Linked DNA regions of Homo sapiens: region 2 is linked to region 1. Evidence: read pairs that join two places in POLR2A ChIA-PET (ENCODE). Cell type or tissue: HepG2. All regions are shown on one strand. Each heading gives the region's core, and the rest is flanking DNA. Links, peaks and the distances in the headings are about the cores only. Region 1 overlaps PITX1-AS1 (PITX1 antisense RNA 1). Region 2 overlaps PCBD2 (pterin-4 alpha-carbinolamine dehydratase 2).

What was found. Peaks named below come from ENCODE experiments on the same cell type or tissue, not always from the same donor. Only the 100,000 strongest peaks of a DNase experiment are listed, where the experiment ranks them.
Region 2: POLR2A ChIA-PET joins it to region 1 with 10 read pairs; 1 of 35 experiments calls an interaction of 5 or more read pairs at or near these places.

The regions. Positions count from the first base shown.
Region 1 is chr5:135,153,857-135,159,232 of GRCh38, reverse strand. All of the region lies in intron 2 of PITX1-AS1 (PITX1 antisense RNA 1), which reads right to left. Among named protein-coding and RNA genes, the nearest start is that of LINC02900, 92 kb to the left of the region's middle. In HepG2, for the core only: no CTCF peak of the experiment used is centred there; DNase peaks (open chromatin) are centred at 1,502, 2,252 and 4,742; H3K4me3 peaks cover 558 bases.
Region 2 is chr5:134,961,842-134,967,217 of GRCh38, reverse strand. It overlaps PCBD2 (pterin-4 alpha-carbinolamine dehydratase 2), which reads right to left. Exons shown (of 4, transcript NM_032151.5): 4 at 4,574-5,376. Among named protein-coding and RNA genes, the nearest start is that of CATSPER3, 3.4 kb to the left of the region's middle. In HepG2, for the core only: no CTCF peak of the experiment used is centred there; DNase peaks (open chromatin) are centred at 1,837, 1,967 and 2,357; H3K4me3 peaks cover 524 bases.

The sequences.
Region 1 (5,376 bases), core at 313-5,312:
CGGGATACAATGGTTACCAAAACAGGCATAGGCATCTGCCCCGCCCCTGCCTGCATGGACTTACAGTCTGGAGGTAGAGATAGAGGTGTTAACCAAATAACCATACAGACGAACTGATTAGTACAACCATTGTGAGAACTCGTAAGGAGATAGCCTCATTTTATCAGTAGAAGACATAACTAGGAAGCCAGATCCATGTGGGAAGTCAGAGAATGCTTCCTTAGAGAAGTTACAATTATACCAAGAGACTTCTGCTCCCTTAGGAGGAGCTAGTGAACTTGAACCAACCTCCTACAGAGGATACCTGAAAAAGTCTGAATAAATTCAATTTTCTCAAAAGAATCAAAAAGCTATAACATGGCTAAGAATTACCACACCAAAATTTATAAAAACGTGAGGACATAAAAAAATAAGCCAAACCTTCAAAGCCACATTAGCCCTGAGGACATTTTCTGATCTGGAAGAAGTTGGTGGTGACCTTCTAAAATGAGGGGTACAAAAGTCAAAGTGTCAATTCCACCTATGTAAAATGAGCCCATAAAGGGGTTTACTCCCAGCATGAGGGTGAACTACAAATAAACTAGCCCTCTTGTGAGCCTGTAGCTCCTGTTCAAATAACCCGAGAGTTAAATGAATCTCATGTTTAAATTAACAGACAGCACTCCACAGCCCAGAGGAAGCAAATAAAATCCTCTCTGAATGAATTATTTCTAAAATAATTTAGCATTAATGACCAGCACATAGTCAAAAATAACCAGGCACACAAGGAAATAAGACATCATGAATCAAAATACTGAAACAGATTTACATTTCAGATAACAGAATTTTCTCAGAGTCTATTAAAAAAATTATGTTTATGATGTATAAAAAAATAAAAAACAAGGTAGAAAATATCTACAGGGACAACTGCTCTAAGAACCAAGAGATGAACAGGAGTTAACCAGATGGAAAGGAAAAAGAGAGGGATGTAGGAAGAAAGGCATTCCCAGCAAAGAAGCCAATAGTCTCCGCGTTCTATCCCACCATGAGGCCTCTGTATGTCAGATATTAAGAAAGAGGCCAGCATGGATGGAATGTAGAAAACAAGGGGACAGGGAAATAGTGTGGCATTGAAGAACTGAGATAAGCAGAGGGTGGATTCTGATAAGCATTTTGGCCTCTCTCCTGAAAATAATCATTGAATGTTACCATTGAAGGAGCCTTGAAAGGTTTCAAATAGGAGTTGGGCTAGACAAACTTGGATTTTTGGAGAATTCTAGTCTTCTGCTCAGCTCTGAAAGGACCTTCTCCCCTTTTTCTCTGGAAACTCACACAATCCCAAGATCCATACTGAGCCAACACTATTGCCCCATTGAGCAGGTGGTAACACTGAGACCCTGAGAGAGGCAATGACCTGTTTTAAGGGCCCTGTTGAGTAACCTAGGTCTGTTGGGCTTGCTTCATCTGGGGATACAGCATAGAAAAAAAAGTAGGTGGAGAAGTCTTTGTTAGCAGAGTCAACTAGAGGGTCCCATGACCTGAGGCCTGCTTAGACTAAATATCCGTACCCAGATATGGAGTCTCCCAGCACCATGGCCTTGAGTAGTCTGAGCTCCCCAGCAACATGAATCATACAACCTCAGCTGGCAAGGTAGAGCGTGTGTGTGCGCACACACATGCATGTATACATGGAGAAGGAGGGACAGGGTCTAAGAAGAAGGGCCAAGGTTTTCATCCCCAGTGCTGAACTGAGCCCAGACGTGCAGTATGGGTAAGGTTTCTAGGGAACATTTGCAACCCCTATAAATTGGGCCACATTTTATGGGAGGACAAACATACCTGCCTCCCCAGCAGCTCATGAAGCTCCTCCCTCCTCATGCCAGGTGGGAGGCACCGTAGACACATCACCCACCCAGGGCCCAGCCACTCCCACTCATACACCACTCATTTCTCCCAGGCCTTTGTTCCTGCATGTCCAGGAGCTGCCAGCCTTCTCCTTACTCCACAGCAGGCTCCTAGAGGATCCTGGACAAGTCTTGACCCCATCAGGAGCCAATACCCACCCCCATTCCCTGCTCTGAGGCTGCCAGCGGATCGCTACAGGGGAAGCAGGCAGACCACCATTGGCCCAGGCTCCCCAGGCAGTGGTGGGGCCTTTGAGGGGAAAGTTCATTGCATCAATCAGCTCATTGTTGGCCTGCCAAGTGCAGGCTCGTCCTCCCCCGGTGTGTCACTGGGCGCTGTTGACACAGATGTCAACTGTCAAGGGTGCCCTCCACCCTCCACCTTCTTCCTGGGGCGTCCTGCAGGTCCAGCACAAGGGCCTCTGTCGCAATGCTCCCCACTGGCCCCTTGCAACCAAGATTGCCACACCTTTGGAATTGCCAAAACTTGACTGGATACTTCATCATGCGGATTGGCCATGAAGGCTGCAGCTGACTCGGCCAGGTATGGCAGATACTTGACTGTTTGCCAGATGACAAATCCCAACCGAGTGAAACCTGCAGACTTCACAGTATCTATGGTGCAAGCTTCTTCCCGCCCGCCCAACAGAAGTGGCAGGTGGTAGCTTTCTGGGGCCCATTTCCAGCATGGGAAGGAGGAGTCCACATCCCCACAATCTGTGCATATATGGGCCCAGCCAGCCGGTTAAATCCATGGCAATGACTTAGCTGTCCTTGTTCCCTCCAGACCCATCCCACGCCTGCCTCCAGGAAGGGCTGGGGAGCAGTGAGCACATGGGAATCTGTGCAGTGGGACCCAAGGGGCCCTGTCCCGATTCCTGTCCTTCACTAGTCCCTGGGCACCTCAGGATAGAGGGCAGCTACACTGTGGCAACCCTCAGGCGGAAAAGACCACACAATTGCAGGCATGATGAGGAACCACCAAAATCACTTCATGCTAGGCCCCAAGGAAAGCTGTTAGAACCCAAGGAAAAATATATGATGCACAGGATACTTCACTCCCTAGATCACCATGATTCTGAGTTATTTGTCATGTTTGTGGATTCCAAGTATGTCCACATGCCATGGAGGAGGGAAGTACTTGGGCTCCCAATCTTGATGGAGAAAACATACTTACAAAGAGAGAGAAGAGAGACAGAGAGAGAGAGATTACAGCACAAGGTAGGAAGTGTGTCCAGTGAATGGGTCAATGGAAATCACAAGGAAGGAAAATCACTGTGTGCTGGAGTAGACAAGGAAAGCAGGCTTCCCAGTGGGGCTGGATTTGTTCCAGCATAGCCAGGTGCAATCTAGGAAGCGTGATGGCTTAAGCTAGAAAATGGGGACGAGCATACCACTGTGTGAGGATACTGAGCCTGGAACCACAGACTGGCTGAGACTTTCTGGTGCAACCCACCATCGCCACTGTTGTCCAGGTAGGAAGACCAACGCCTGCAGGTGAAGGGACTTCCCCAAGACCACTCAGTCAAGTGGGAACTGGTGCCCAAGCCTGGATCTGAGGTCAGTGCCCCAGCCACCAACAGAGATTGCTGTACATGGCAGAAGATGATGCCCTGGGCCCTTTCTCAGGACATGCTGTTATGCACATGGCTTATGATCCCTTCCCAAGATCAGGCAGGATTTAGTACCTGGAGCCCAATCCTACAGAGCTGTAGCAAGAGGTTGGGGAGAAAAGACAGGAGTTAGGAGCCAGACAGCACCCTGGCCTAGCTCAGGCCAGGATAGGCTGACAGGATAGGGCTTTAGGTCTTCCCATTTTGAAACCTCTGTGAAATAACTATTTTGAAATCTTGCTCAATTTTGAAATTTCTGCAAGATAAAACCAAATCTGGTTGTGATGAGTTGATACCTTGATCATTGGCCTGGTATGTGGTAAACTGTCTCCCCTGTCCTCATGACCTTGGGGGCTGGCTCTATGAGCCCTACACTGTAGCCTGTCAGCAGGACAGGACCTGGCACAGTGTGGGTCTCTGCCCTGGGAAAATGCTGCCAGTGGGAGTCAGCTGCCTGGCATAACAGAGGAGACACACCTGGACTCCCTCCTCAATGCTCGAGCTCCAGGCCCTGTGTCTATCATGAGGCTGTGGCACATATTAGTATACGATGGACACGTGTTGCCCTTGTGGTCCCAATACCAATTCTAAAAATCATCCAAGCACCTACGGTTTACCTGCCAAATGCCGTCAAGTCCACGGTTTCCTCCTTCCAAAAAGCTCCACCAGTTGAACCAAGGCATTGCTTGGGAAGAACTCTGAGCTGCGCAGACCACAGCCTTGGCCCATGACCCAGGACAATCTTAAAAGAGGCCCAGGGCCCAAAGAAGCTAATTGGCTTGCTTTTCCACTGAAGGGAACAGGTACCCTGGACGCTCCCACAGCCAACCACATAGAGACCATGTGGGAAGCTCCTGGTTTGATGGAAGCCACTGACTTTTCTTTCTAGAAAGTCCTTCAGAGAGCACATCTTCTCACCCCCACCTCATCATACCTTGAATATGGGGCTGCTGCAGTGAAGAATATCCCAGAAGGCCAGCCTATTTTTTAAGTCAACATTTCTTCCCTGGGACAGAACAACCAATGAGGCCAAGATGAGGATCTACACAGGTGAAGTGGTCAAGAGTACCCAGGGCTGGTATAGATGACGTGGAAGTAGCAGTGGTAGGTCCACCATAAGATGCCTCAGTTGACAGAGCTTTATCTTTCTTTCCCACCCGGATAGAAATTCAGTCCTTTTCCACTGCAGCAGAACATACAACCCTGCTGGTTATGCAACTCAGGTCATGATTCAAGTTCTGTGTGCATTGGGCAGTTTAGTCATGTTTGAGAAATACCTCCAAACACTGTTCACTCATTCAACTGACTTCTCCTGAGCACTTACTAAGCCACAGGCTAGGAACCAGAGCAGCGCCCAGTCCAGCGGGAGCAGATGAGGGCCTTTCCGCTGGGAAGGGAGCAAATGGAACACTCTCTCTCTTGAGCTGTGCCCACCTTCCACGACTCCCTCCGAGGCCAATCAGGCACATCTGCCAATCGCCAAGACCGCAGAGCACAGTCAGGAGATCATGAGTTCTGACCTAGAATCAGCCACACAAACAGCTTCAACCCTCTAGGCCTCGACTATCCCATCTGTATCATGGGGATAAAAGGAGCTGCCCTGGGTAGCACCAAGAGCCAACAGGAGGAGGCTTAAACAACAAAGGTGATGCCCCTCATCATCACTGTTGGATGACTCCTGCAGAGGAAGGGAGAGGGAGCCAGGGACAAGGGTCCCCTCCTTAGGAAGGGCTCTCAAATCTGTCCTCACGTCCTGTCAGTGCACACCTACCCTAAACAAGTCTCCTGGCTAGGCCACCTCCCCCTCTTCTCACCAGAGCTGTGCCACAACCTAGACTAGAGCTAGTCACCCTTCCCGCCCCAGGCAGAGGCAGGAGAAT
Region 2 (5,376 bases), core at 329-5,328, 190 kb after region 1:
TTTAAGACTAGTCTGGCCAACATGGTGAAACCCCATCTCTTACTAAAAAAAAATACATAAATTAGCCGCGCATGGTGGCAGTTGCCTGTAATCTCAGCTACTCAGGAGGCTGAGGATGGAGAATCACTTGAACCCAGGAGGTGGAGACTGCAGTGAGCCAAGATCGTGCCATTGCACTCCAGCCTGGGCGACAAGAGCGAAACTCCATCTCCAAAAAAAAAAAAAAAGGAAATAAAAATTACCCATGGGAGGCTGAGGCAGCAAGATAACTTGAGCCCAGGAGTTCAGGACTAGCCTGAGCAAGATAGTGAGACTGTCTCTACAAAAAATAAAAATAAAAAAAATTAGGTGGGTGTGGTGGCATGCACCTGTAGTCCCAGCTACCAGAGAGGCCAAGGTAGGAGGATCACTTTAGTCCAGGCGTTGGAGGTTACAATGAGCTGTGATCACACCACTGCACTCCAGTCTGCATGATAGAATGAGACCCCATCTCTTAAAAAAAAAAAAAAAAAGAAAAAAAGAAAGGAGGCAATATAAACCCTGAGTTGGCTAACTGCAGGCATAGGATGGGATGTGCACATATAAACCACCTAAACAGAATATAAAGAGTGAGCACATGTGGCAGAGATGTTTTAAGTACAAAAGTAATAGGGATTTTTGCTCTGTTCAACTCTCAGGATTAATATATTCTCCCCACTCACCTTCTCCTAACTCCTTTGGCTTTCAGGGCAAATCAGGACAGTGGGATCTGGGTAGCCCTGTGTTGTATTAAATGCTCAGTGGCTAAATTGGTCAATCTCCTGGACACCAAAGTTCTTGGGCTGTAAGAAAAGGAAGTAACTACCCCACCATCTCTGCTGTCCCTGGTATTCTACAACAAGTATATATGACCATTCATGGTAGGAAAATACTTTGTGGGCAACCAATATACTGAACTGGGAAATAACATCTTACGTACTCATTTTCTCCATTTAAAATCATCAACAGCAAAGTTTTAAGAATCACTGTGATTAATGTCCCCACAATTCAAACTTTAGCCCCATCTTCTCCGTCTTCATTGTTTCCCTCAGGGATCAGCTCCTCCTATAACTCCTGCTATGTCCTTTAGTTATATGCCCCTAACGTCTCAGGGCTCCTGCCCAACATCCATCCACAGGGGCCTCCTGGGGCAGCTGCTCTAAGACAGCCCGCATCAGCTCTCCATCTGTTTCTACCTGCCCTGATATGTCACTGTGCTCAATCCCCTAGGGCACACAGAAGGCCCTCAGTAAGTGTGTGCCGTATGAATATACAAAATAATGGCATCAGGGATCCCTGTGCTCATTCACATAGCTAGGGACAACAGGATTTCATCTCCAGGAAACTCAGTAGTATACTTTTGTGACTTCTCTCTTTAAGCACCAAAGCATACTTTCAGGGAAAAACAAAAAAGAGATTAAAAATGTAAAGAATTCTTTCATGCTGCTTGGAGAGGTGAGGGAAGGTAGCCCACTGAAAGTGACAGAGAAGAGCCCAGTTGTTCTTGGTGTACTACATCAGCACAGCCACAGATGAATGCTGTTTCTGAAGCCAATGATGAAGACTTTAGTCTGGAAATGAAACTCCAGCTGAGTGAGTGGAAAGCAAACAGGAAACCAGAGGTGACAAGCTGATCCAGGGCCTACTGAAATCATACATATCTTCTCATGGATTGGTGGGCAGGGCAGGCATCCTGGGATGAGAAGCCCAAGGGCCATCTCCTGTGCCCTTTCAGCAGCAGCTCATGCTCTGCGTGACCTAAGCAGCACCATCTCAGCCACAGATAGCCGGGGAGAGTCAGCCAATGGCAGGTGCAGCAGCTTGGTGACCCTGAAGTCCTCTGGACAGTCATTAATTTACTAATCCTGAGTAACTGGCATTGAAACACAAAGCTCACATATGATGGCCAAACCCTCCCGATGTTTTTCTGATAACTTTACAAAACTGAAAGCTACAGAGTCCACCTAGAATGTTTCTGAATGCTGAATCAGAAAGTGTACAGACCGCTCCCTACTAACCCTAGTGGTCCAATAGTTCAATATATTAACCGAGGCAGGCTTGTGTCCAAATACAATGTACATGCTGCTGCTTTTTGTCTATAGCAAAAACATAAACAGCCATGCTTAAGCTATTTATCCAGAGGTTTCCTAAATCCTATCAATGTCAGAAAGTAATCACTATTTTCAGAACTTTCATTAACTTCATTGTAGAAAAGGACATCGTCAACCATGTGTCGGCCCGGTTTGCTATCTGTGGAGGTCATGCAAGAGGTCAAAGGTCATGTCTGTTTAACTCCTCTCTACTCCAGTGATCTTTTAGAAAGAAAACAGAAGAAAGCCAAAGCTTACCACATCAGAGAAACCACTGTCATCATGCAAAGATTTGGAACAGACAGGAACCTGGGGGCCTCCAATTTTGACAATATCTCTTTCAAATTGAAACGTGAGTTACTTTAAGCAAGTTTGGTGTTTCATTCTGTTGGAATTTACCACCATGAGCATTTCCATAGACTTCGGATACGGGATCTTTGATTCTCTATAGTAAAGTCTGTGAGTTCCAGCAGATGCAGCGACCCATAACATAGACCTATGTCAAACCCTAATGTAGGTGATAACTAGCAACTTCATTCGCAGGTCTTCACCACTGTCATTATGAGCCATATCCTGCTTTCTCCACTGTGCTACACGTGACATATGTTAACACAGCCATCAAGTTTAGCCTCTCAGACTTCTGCTGAAAACAGAGGAAAAGGGTTCCGTTTAGGGTATAGTAAAACAAGTTAAATGACACCACAGGAAGAAACAAACAAATCCAGAAAGCAGAATATTCTACAGCACAACTGACCCAGTTTTTACAATAAATAAATAACATGGGGAACTGAGGAAGGGAGGGGAGCTTGCTCCAGACTGACAGACTAAAGAGACACAACAACCAGATGCGATTGGTGGGCTTCATATAGATCCTCGATTAGAACCAGATTACTGTCCAAGGACATTCATGACCTTCAGGACAATTTGATTTTGCCTAGGTATTAAGTGTACCAAGGAATCACTTTGTTAGGTATAAAAATGGTACTGTGGGCCGGGCGCTGTGGCTTATGCCTATAATCCCAGCACTTTGGGAGGCCTAAGCGGGCGATCACGAGGTCAGGAGCTCGAGACCAGCCTGGCCAACATGGTGAAACCCCATCTCTACTGAAGATACAAAAAAAAATTAGCTGGGCATGGTGGCGCACACCTGTAATCCCAGCTACCCGGGGGGCTGAGGCAGGAGAATCGCCTGAACCTGGGAGGCAGAGGTTGCAGTGAGCCAAGATCACGCCATTGCACTCCAGCCTGGGCGACAGTGTGAGACTCTATCTCAAAAAAAAAAAACAGAGGTACTGTGGTTTATACAAGAAAATGGCCATATTTTCCATAGAAACTTACTGAAGGATATAGGGGTGAAATGATAAGCTATCTGGGATTTGCTTTTAAATACTTTAGCAAAGAAGGAAACAGGGAAAATGAAGCAACTGGGACAAAATCTTGGTAATTTTTATATCTGGGTGATATGTATATAAGGCTTCAATGTACTATTCATGTACTTTTGAATATGTTTAAATTTTTTCATGCTTAAAAAATTCATGTAAATCCAGGTGATGATTCTCAAAAGAAAATTTTAAAGAATTAATGTTGAAAATTGAAGCACTTAACTAAAAATATTTGGTAATAAAATGTATAAAAGTCCCAAATCTACACTATAGGAAACCAGCTTATAAAAACACAGTTTTGTCTTTTCCTTGGGAAGAATTCTAAGAAACAGAAGTTCTAGTGCTAAGAGTCTGGATCCCCTGGCAGCCAGAGAGCCTGAGTGGCTCTTTTCCCTCTTCTCTCCCTGCACACCACATGTCCACAGGGCAACTGACCACACCTGCCTCTCCCTGGCCAGCAAAACCAGCCAGGAACTGGCTTCAGAGAGCTCAGCCTCTGTGCCATGTTCCCATATGTTTCTCAGGTTTGGGGCAAGGGTGACATGGAGAGGGAAAGGTTTGCTTGTTGTAACAAACAGTGATTTCTCTGGCCCCTAAAGAGAGGTGGGTTTACAAAGATGATCCATGTTAAATTCCACTACCATGATGCTTCAAGGGACTAACAAATGCTTCATGGATGGATATACCTGCATCATAATCTCGTTAGTAGTACATTCCTGAATTCCTTCAAAAAACACTCTTATTACAATTTTTAAATAATAGATTACTTGATATTCCTTTTTACATCTGTCAGTGACACATGGAGTAAGTAGAGCTCACTACTGATTAACACCCTTCTAGCTTCTAGCTTCAGTGGCCGTAGACCCTCAGTTCAGGAGTCAAAACATGCAAATGATGGGGGGAAAATGACCCTTAGTTCCTCCTTAACTCAGTAAGTCAAATAATGACTTGGTGAGTTGGCTGCTGTAACAGTAAATCTTATATTGCCACACATTCCTGGAAGCCACAGACAAGACACTTGTCCTCTCCTTCAACTCTCTGTTGAAAGAGAAAAGTAAAGAAAACACACCAAGATAGCTCATCCAATTTTTGTGACTTGTTTAATCTAATTAATTATATAAGTAGTAACGGCAGCTAAAATCCAAATCAACTTTAGCTTCATAAGAATTGTTATAGGCCAGGCGCAGTGGCTCACGCCTGTAATCCCAGCACTTTGGGGGGTCAAGGCAGGAAGATCATTTGAGCCCAGGCATTCAAGACCAGCCTGGGCAACATAGTGAGACTCCATCTTGTATAATTATTAAAAATAAATAAATAAAAATTTTAAAATAATTGTTATGACACAGTGGCTCACACCTGTAATCCCAACATTTTGAGAGGCCAAGGCAGGAGGATTACTCGAGCCCAGAAGTTCTAGACCAGCCATGGCAACATAGTAAGACCCTGTCTCCACAAAAAAGTTTTAAAAATAAGCCAGGTGTGGTGATGCATGCCTGTAACCGCTGCTACTCAGGAGGCTGAGGTGAGAGGATCACTTGAGCCTGAGAAGTCAAGACTACAGTGAGCCATGGTCGCACCACTACACTACTGCCTGGGCAACAGAATGAGACCCCGTGTCAAACACACACACACACACACACACACACACACACACAAACTGTTATACTGGCTGGGGGCAATGGCTCACACCTGTAATCCTTGGACTTTGGGAGGCAGAGGTGGGAGGCTTGCTTGAGCCCAAGAGTTCAAGGCCAGCCTGGGCAAGATGGGAGACCCCATCTCTACAAAAAATTTAAAAATTAGTCAGGCGTGGTGGCACTTGCCTATAGTCCCAGCTACTCTGGAGGCTGAGGAGGGAGAACTGCTTGAGCCCAGGAGGTTAAGGC